Regions from separate parts of the Homo sapiens genome. Here region 1 is linked to region 2. A link is a loop called in an ENCODE intact Hi-C map of the cell type or tissue named here. Cell type or tissue: endothelial cell of umbilical vein. All regions are shown on one strand. Each heading gives the region's core, and the rest is flanking DNA. Links, peaks and the distances in the headings are about the cores only.

Evidence for each region. A loop is a pair of places that touch in the nucleus more often than their neighbours do. Peaks named below come from ENCODE experiments on the same cell type or tissue, not always from the same donor. Only the 100,000 strongest peaks of a DNase experiment are listed, where the experiment ranks them.
Region 1: a loop joins it to region 2, with 8 times the contacts of the local background. A loop is called at or near these places in 2 of 110 quality-filtered maps.

The regions. Positions count from the first base shown.
Region 1 is chr5:72,449,695-72,454,088 of GRCh38, reverse strand. The region is part of intron 3 of ZNF366 (zinc finger protein 366); the gene reads left to right. Among named protein-coding and RNA genes, the nearest start is that of ZNF366, 56 kb to the left of the region's middle. In endothelial cell of umbilical vein, for the core only: no CTCF peak of the experiment used is centred there; DNase peaks (open chromatin) are centred at 1,368 and 1,838; H3K27ac peaks cover 3,165 bases.
Region 2 is chr5:72,841,112-72,845,505 of GRCh38, reverse strand. The region is part of intron 1 of TNPO1 (transportin 1); the gene reads right to left. Among named protein-coding and RNA genes, the nearest start is that of TNPO1, 27 kb to the right of the region's middle. In endothelial cell of umbilical vein, for the core only: a CTCF peak has its summit at 2,456; DNase peaks (open chromatin) are centred at 1,095, 1,795, 2,475 and 3,195; H3K27ac peaks cover 3,670 bases.

The DNA.
Region 1 (4,394 bases), core at 134-4,133, 390 kb after region 2:
GTAGAATGCCAGCTTTGAAACAATGCACAGCTTATATTTTACAATGGGAGAGATGGGCCTGGCACAGGAATTGGACTGGTCATTTGCAAAGGTTGCTTCTTCCTGTTGGTAAGTCCTCTCAGGAGACCTCACTAGAGGTCAGGAGGCTCCCTAGAGAGTGTCATCTATCATCAGACAAAAAGAATTGGATGTGAAAGGGCGTTCTTGTGAAGCAATGGAGAAGGTGGGCCTTCTCCATTCTTAGCCATTTGTGAAACAAGAATGAGTGTCAGCCACCTTGACTCACAGCCCTCTGTCTCTGAGACAGTGCTCAAAGCATACAGTCAGGGTCTTCCTCTCCCTGTCCCCATCTCCCATCAGTGTCACCCTGCTGGGTGCCCTCTTTGTACCATTGCCCTTCTTCATTTCAACAGACTTGCAGAGCATGTCTGGGTTTACAGATTATGTCACAAGGCTCTTTGCATTTGTAAACTAGCTCCAGGTCACATGGTGGCGTGAGCCATCTCAAGATGCTGTCCTGTGGTTCTTGCTTCCCAACTATGCTGTGCTAGATTCTTGGAAATTTGGCCTTGGTTGAAGGTTGTTGGGGATTTGGGAGTTGACAGAGGGATGGAGGGCCATTTGCCCATTGCAATGCAGTTCACAGCCATCTGAGAGACATGGCTGGCTGGCTGCTCCGTGGTGTTGGAGTACAAGCCAGGCAACTGAACTTGTGTTTTGTTGCCATAACAGGGAAGAGCCATCCACTTCATGTCTTGTGATTGACGTGGCTGGGCAGAAGAGGCAGTCTTCGTTCTCTCTCCTTTACCCAAAAACTCACAACAAGGAAGAGGCTTTTAGTAACAGAGTCTAATTTTGGGGGATTCTCACCATTAAAATTCCTTCTTAACATGCATCCTTCCTCCTGTCTCAATATGAACTGATCTTCTCCAGCCCAGTGCTCAGTGGAAACAGCTGTCCCTAGCACGCAGAAATGTTCACTCACTGTGGGATTAGGCATTAACAATAGGATGGAAAATTAGAGGAGAGGAAAGGTTTCCATTCCATGTTTCTTTTCTTTTTTTCCTTATAAAAAAGTTACTGCCCTTCTCGGCTCTTTTGCTGTTGGCTGGACTTTTGGACTCGTGCTTCTTGGAGCCAGCTGGAGTTTTTCCAGAGATCTGCGCCTGTAGACTTAAGCCACTTTTCAGAAATATGCTTCCCAGATTCTGGGTAAGCACACAGGGGTTGATTTGGAGCCTATCCTTGTAGTGGCCAAACTCCATAACAGCAAAGAACCAGCTGCCGTCTTCGGGAAACCTGTCCAGGAAAAACAGCCATCCAGAATTTCCGGGACAAATTCTCTTTTGAGATGGGTGAAGCCGGCAGCTGCCTAAGTTATGAATCACCAGGTCATCTGAAACCTTGTCTGTAGCAGAAGGCTGAAGGCCAGAGGGCAGAGCTGTCAGAATAGGGATGAGATCTCCCTGCAGAGGGGTTCCACCACTGTTGTCAAACTGGCTCCATTTTCCCCTCACTTTCTTTGACGCTCCAGGAAGGAAGAAACCAGATGGGGGGCTTTGAGGGGCCCAGTGTTTGGGGTCAGAGTTTTCAGGCTGGCATGGAGGGGGTTAAGGCAGTGACCAGATAGCAGCCTTTTGGCAGCAAAGCCCTCCTCAGCAGAAGGAAGGATATAGCCGTATGAACTGCCTGCTTAACAATGCCTCACATGTCCCCAGGGGACCGCCTGCAAATAGATTTCATCTTGCTTTCTCTTGTACTTTTCAAAGCTTCCTGTTTTCTCACGGTCCTTTTGGACAGTTTACAGTCTCTCTCTCCCTCCCTCCCTCTCTCTCCCTTTGAGGAAAGGAACACCCTTCTTATTAAAAGAGAGAGAGGGAGAAGAATGTGCGGGAAGGGCAGTTTCACGGAGGCCATTCTCCTCAGCTGCAGGCCACAGCTCTCTGACCTCTTCTCTCTGAATAGGAAAACACAGGCTTCCTGGTGCATCTCATTTTTAAAGCTCACACCAGGCTGGCTGGGGCGAGGCGGTGTGCTGCTTCTGGCCCCAGCCCAGTGGCTGCCCACTGCTATCACCCTGTCTCTGGCCACAGCCGACTTCTCCATGGCTGTCAGCATGGCCACTGGGGTTCATGGCAAGTGCCTGAGGTGCCTCCAGGCTCTGGACCAGGGAGGAGAAGGGTGCCAGGAGGCCGGGACGAGGAGGCCCGGAGCACACAGGCATCCGTCAGCTGTTCAAAGGGCAGACTAAGGATGGGGGAGCCAAATAACTCGGCCCTCTCCCAGCCCTGAACCTTGGATGAAGCCTCTTTTTCCATCCTCATTTCCTAGACCTGGGGCAGGCACAACCGCTTGCATTTCTACTACACTCCAAGTAGCCTGGTGGGTATATTTACTAAGCAGATTCCTCATTTGGCTCTTCCTTTAATATTCCCCTCATCTTCAAAGAGCTTTCCATTTCTGGAATGTAAAAGAATCTACTATATACACCATAATGATAGTAAAAAGAGCTAATATTTATTGAGCTCTTACTATTTGCCAAGTCCTTCTTGTGAATTATCTCACTTGATCCTCACAACAACCTTCATAGGAAACAATGACTATTATCAACATTATACAGAAGAGAAAATGGAGCAAGCTCTCTGTCCTTCTGTGTCTACACCTCCTCTCACTACTCTGACATCTCAAAGCCTAATAACCCATGCAACCCACGTTTAAAGGGCACTTTAAAATATTTTTTTCCATTTTTTATTAAATTTTGAAGTCTACCTCCATCTTAAAAAGCGGGTGGATGGAGAAGCTGAGATTTCATGTCAAGACACACTGACGGTGTTCCTTGGAGTGACCGAGAGGTCAAGCGGGGGCACGCTGGTGGAGATGCGCACCTGCGCAATGAGATCAGAGTCCTCACCACTCCAGCGGCTTCCTGAACCAACATCCACTCCTATTTTCATCTCCACAGACCTTGGCAGAGATGATTCAGCAGGTCCTGCTTGGGCACACTCTTAGCTTCACATCACATGATTTAAGGAGACCTTGACTTCAATGGCTGCTTTTCTCTGGAGAAGAACCTAGAGATTTGGTGGTCCTTCCTATCCATTCCTCCTCCCTCTCGTCTAACTCCCATCCCCTAGTGTGACAATTCTGCTTGGGGCTCACATCTCAGGCTCCACCCAAGAGCACTGTGATTCACTGGCCCCATCCTCTTTCTCTGGCCTCTCTTTACTAACAGTGTGTGAGAGGTTTCTCTCTTGAGTTTCACAGACATAAAATATCTCCATACACTTGGGTGTTTTCAGATGAGGACAATCTTCTGTGAAAGATGAGAAGGCCAAGTGTTCTGGATAAGAACCTAAAGGCTTGGTGGAAGGTCAGAGGCTGAGAGGAAGAAGCTAAGTACCTACCGCCCAGGTGTGAATGGAGCCCGAGTATCTCAGGTCCTGTGTTAATTGGCTCTATCCTTCTGCCACTGAGGAGTTTAGTTTGAAAACTAATAGGTTTTGTGGGAAAAGGATGAGAGCTGGTGATGGCTGCTTTTTAGAATTTTGCATGAAGTAATGATATTTCTCTGACTTGTTTATTTCCCCAACCAAAGACTTAGGCATTCAGAAGTGTACCATATGTGTAGTCCTGTGCTTGATACTGAGTTGGCTGCAAAGAAAAGGAAGTCAGCTCATTGGAGACTCCCTGGGATGCTGTTTAGAGCCCAGACACCATTTTACCAGGCGCTCACCCCTGTGCATGGAGTTGGGGAAGGGAAATAGATGGGACCTTGGGGCAGGTGAATTGCAAGGTCTACAGTACCCCAAGGTCCCAGAAGGTGTGGCAGCAACAAGAATTTGATCATTGTCACAATAGTAGTTACCTTACTTGTGGTGTAAGGTTGACTGAAGTGTCTGAAAATATCTTATGAAGAGACTTTATCTTTGTGTACAACAAACTGCACTCTACACATTTTTCACAGTTAGGCTAAAATTCCATCCCCTTTCCAAAACCTTCTCAGACCAGTTCAGTTTCTAAGGCTTCAGCAACCACAGATAATAACTGAAAGAATTTCTCTCATCATGCGAGCCAAGTGCAGAAGGTGCTTGTCACTTCTTTTCAATGACCTCTTTCTGGCCTATAGGACCACCAGACCCCGTTCATGCCTGGACTAGTGCAGTAGCCTAATTGATCTTCTGGCCTTCAGCTTCTCTCCCGCTACATGCCTTGTCCTTAACCACTCATGGCTTTTCCTTTGATCAATTCTTCCGTGGCTATGTTTCCCACCCCTTTCCTCACTCAGCAGATGCTTACTGAGGAACTATGATGTGTCACGCCAATACTAGGCAGATAATAAATAAAAAAGCAGGCAAAGCTTTAATGCATGTTGCAGTCTCCTGAGTGAGAACATA
Region 2 (4,394 bases), core at 249-4,248:
AGTATACAGTTCAGTGGCATCCATCTCCAAAACTTACCATATTTTAAAAGCCATTAAAATAAGGAAGAATCTTATACCCTGGGGTAGCCAGACATTGCAGGGTTAATTAGATAACATCTGAAGTACTTCAAGCTAACCAAGCACATCAGGATTATTATATGAGGTAGAAATCATTTATTTAAATAGTAAACTACATTTATATTAATTAAATAGAATATCAAGATCAATATTGGATTTTCTTATAAAATTTAAATATTACCTGGAGTATTCTTTTTGCATGTTGAAGGCTCAGCTTTCTAAATGTCTCAAAAAAAGGAAGTAGTACTTCAAATTTCGCTCCCTTAGATGATACTCCATACTACACTAATATTAACTTTACAACTTATGCCTGATTGGCCCATGACATTCAATGGTGACCAAAAAAAAAAAAAGGCATTTCAACAAGCCAAAATACAGTTATTTGAAAAACAAGATAGAAGACAGCCCCAGAATAAAAAGTAGCCTGCAAGTGGTGAGTTACTGTGATACCATTTTGGACTTTCAGAAGACTAGAGCTTACTCATGAGTAAGTTTTTAACTTAAATTTACATAAAAATTTTGAATTTGCTACAGTTGAGAATCATGTGAAGTAAAGAAGCCAGACTGGCTGAAGAGAAAGTAAAAATATATAGCTTCTTCCTTGTTGGATAGTCTGTAAAATATAGTTTAAAAAGCAGACTGGAGATATGGACTCAACTGACCACGTTTGAATTCTAGTTCTTCCACTTAGTAGCAGTGAAAACCTGGGCAAGTTAATTAATCTAAGTCTTAGTTTCCCAACCCTAAAATGGGAATATACTAACTCTGTATGCAGATCATAGGTCCCTGGCACACAATATGTGTAATTTGAAAAATAGTAGTTTTATAGTTAAATGAATGGCTTTCTAGCATCTGCAAGATAAAATCTAACTTCTTTTCATGGAAGAAGTCTCTTCATCATCTGGTTCATCACCTTCAAAGACAATTTTATCTATGACTCAACTTCCAACTTTATGCTCCATCATCTTTTCCTGCACCTCTCCTACCTCTGAGCCTTTGCATAGGGATTTCCTGCTGGGAATGCCCTCCTTAAACCTGACCAATTGGCAAACTCCTTCTCACTCTTTAGAGCTACCCTCATTCACTGATTTTCCAAATATTTATTGAGAGTCTTTCTTGGCACTATGATTGATACTGGATACTATTTCTCTTCTGTGTCATTATTCCAAGATCTCCTCACAAGACTTAAGTGTATTTTTCATTACAGATCTATGGTTTATAGCTATTTCCATTCTAGAAACTGTCATATTGTATTATAATTATTTCTAGGTCTGTCCTGGCAATAGATCACAAGTTCCTTGAGAGCAGGGACAGTGTCTTTTCACTCTCTTTGCCTGGCAGAGTCCGATTCAACAAATACTTGTTGAATAAACGCTATTGTTGTTGCTATTAATTCAACTGAGTAACTATTAAGTAGAACTACCATGTGCTCAGTGAATTTTGGAGATTCAAAGATAAGTAAAATATAGTTTGTTTTTATCCTCACTAAGTTCTCATTTGGTGAGAGAGGCAGATGACCTGTCAATGAATAAAGTATATGGTAAAGTACAATAGGAAAAGAGAGAAAAGCAAATACATTCCACCAGGAGACAGAGATGCATTTTCCCCCCATCTGGTTCAATTAAAATTTTTTCCATCTAATTTCAACTAAATTCAAAGTTAGATGTTTCTATCTATATGCTGAATCACTATGAATGTGAGAAATGTTGCTATTAGTGACGTCATTTCCCAAAATGGTAAACAACTCTTGGTAGAGATCCAAACAAAACAAGGTACAATTGTCCTTCAATAACATAGTAGTTTTTTGTTTTTTGGGTTTGTTTTTTTTTTTTTTGAGACGGAATCTTGCTCTGTCACCCAGGCTGGAGTGCAGTGGTGCGATCTCGGCTCACTGCAACGTCCGCCTCTCAGGTTCAAACAATTCTCCTGCCTCAGCCTCCCGAGTAGCTGGGATTACAGGTGTGTGCTAGCACGCTCGGTTAATTTTTGAATTTTTAGCAGAGACAGGGTTTCACCATGTTGTCCAGGCTGGTCTGGAACTCCTGACCTCAAGTGATCTGCCCGCCTCAGCCTCCTAAAGTGCTGGGATTACAGGCGTGAGCCACCCTGCCTGGCCATAGTTTTTATTCCTAGAAAATTCAACATATATTAAAACTCTGCAAAAAGTTCCACATGTATATGTAAAATTGAGTTAGGCTCTTGGCTCTGATATCTATAAACAGATTTCTTACACCTTTGTGACTATCTAACAAGACATTTACAAGTCATACAAAGCTAGGACAATTCTTCATGGTGAACATCTAGCACTCTCAGCCCTGCCCAGTAAATGACAAGAGCACCTCCCAGTCACTAGGACACCTCCAGAGAGCAGCACTGCCTCAGTGGAGAATGACTATGGTAAATGACTAAGGGCTGTGAAAACATTATGCTAACCCAGTTAGGAGGTCAAGAAAGGACTTCCTTGAGGAAGTGACTCTTTATCAGAAATCTAACAGGAATTATCAAAAAGCAAAAGTGAGGCTAGGAGGACCTCATAGATGATGTTAAGAAGCTTGGACTATCTTAAGGATAATACAAAGCTTGTGAAAGGGGTTTAAATTGATAAAAAACATGATCAAAGTCTGGAAAAGAATTAATCCTCCTAGACATGGGGAAGGAGAGGTTCATCTTTTGTTCTATAGCTTTAATATTAGGTTAATTTTTAGAATGTGTCATATTTCAATAAAAATGATTTTTAAAACCCATCAGTTTGCAATGAGGGCAGGAGGAGCCATAGGAAGACCTAACTGTCCAATCTGCATATAAAATGGAATTCCAGTTTGTTAGGGGAAGGGCAGTCCTGTTTCACAGAGAGCCAAGATGCTACCAAAAACTCTGGTACTTAAATATTGAAGACTTAAACACATGCACTATTTTGTTAGTAATAGTGATAGCTAATATTTTTGAGTGCCAAGCAGTGTTCTAAGCACTTCACAACTCTATGATGCTGCTCTATTAATTACATTTTACAAATAAGTACATTGAGGCACAGAGAAGTTACTTGCCTAAGGTTGGTCAGCTAGTAAATGCCAAAGCCATGATTCAAACCCAACTAATCTGGCTCCAGTGTCCAGTCTGGAAGCCCCTGATATACTGCCTTTCCAAAAGAAACATCAATCTCCATAAACTGGGAAACTACTCATAAATACAACCATGTGCATACGAAAGAACATATATTTTGATACCTTTGTGGTGAGGTAAAAGAGAAAAGTAAAATCACACTTCACCATCATAAAAGTCATAATAGATCTAAAAAACCAGTAGTATGTATATAGTATGACAATATAATAAAAATGAGGTATTCTCATAGCATTGAGTAAATGAGTTAAAAACATTCTAAATATAATCTTCACAACACCCCTCTGTTGTAAGTAGGTAGCAAGTATTATTTTTATTTGACAAGCAGATAAATCAAAACAGCTTAAGAAATTTGCTGAATCATTTGCTGAATGTGAATCAGATATGTAGACTTCCACAGAAAATCTCTCTTATACTGTTTTTTTTTTTTACAGAAAAATGCTATGATGAGCAAGGAGAAAAAAAATCAGAGCTATCCAATGATCTAAAAAGAGCATGCTATTTAAAGAATACAATTATTTAATAAAACTTTCATGAGAAATTGAACCAAAGTTCAGGTATGAAGGGAAAGAAGGAAAAGTTTACAGGCACCTAATGATGAATCAAAACGTTGACAAACTTGTTAAATTATAGCTATCAGTGGAACTAGAAAGTCCTTTAAGAAAGTCTATAGGCTGGGCGCGGTGGCTCATTCCTGTAATCCCAGCACTTTGGGAAGCCGAGGCGGGCGGATCACAAGGTCATGAGTTCGAGACCTGGTGAAACCCCGTCTCTACTAAAAAAATACAAAAATTAGCCAGGCGTGGTGGCATGCCCCTGTAATCTCAGCTACTTAGGAGGCTGAGGCATGAGAATTGCTTGAACCTGGGAGGTGGAAAAAAAAGTCTATAATGAGCCGGGCGCGGTGGCTCACGCCTGTATTCCAGCACTTTGGGAGGCTGAGGCGGGTGGATCGCCTGAGGTCAGGAGTTCGAGACCAGCCTGGCCAACATGGTGAAACCCCATCTCTACTAAAAATACAAAACATTAGCTGGGTGTGGTAGCGGGCGCCTGTAATCCCTACTAGGGAGGCTGAGGCAGGAGAATCTCTTGAACCAAGGAGGTGGAGCTTGCAGTGAGCCAAGATTGTGCCATTGCACTCCAGCCTGGGCAACAAGAGGGAAATTCGGTCTCCAAAAAAAAAAAAAAAAAGAGAGAGA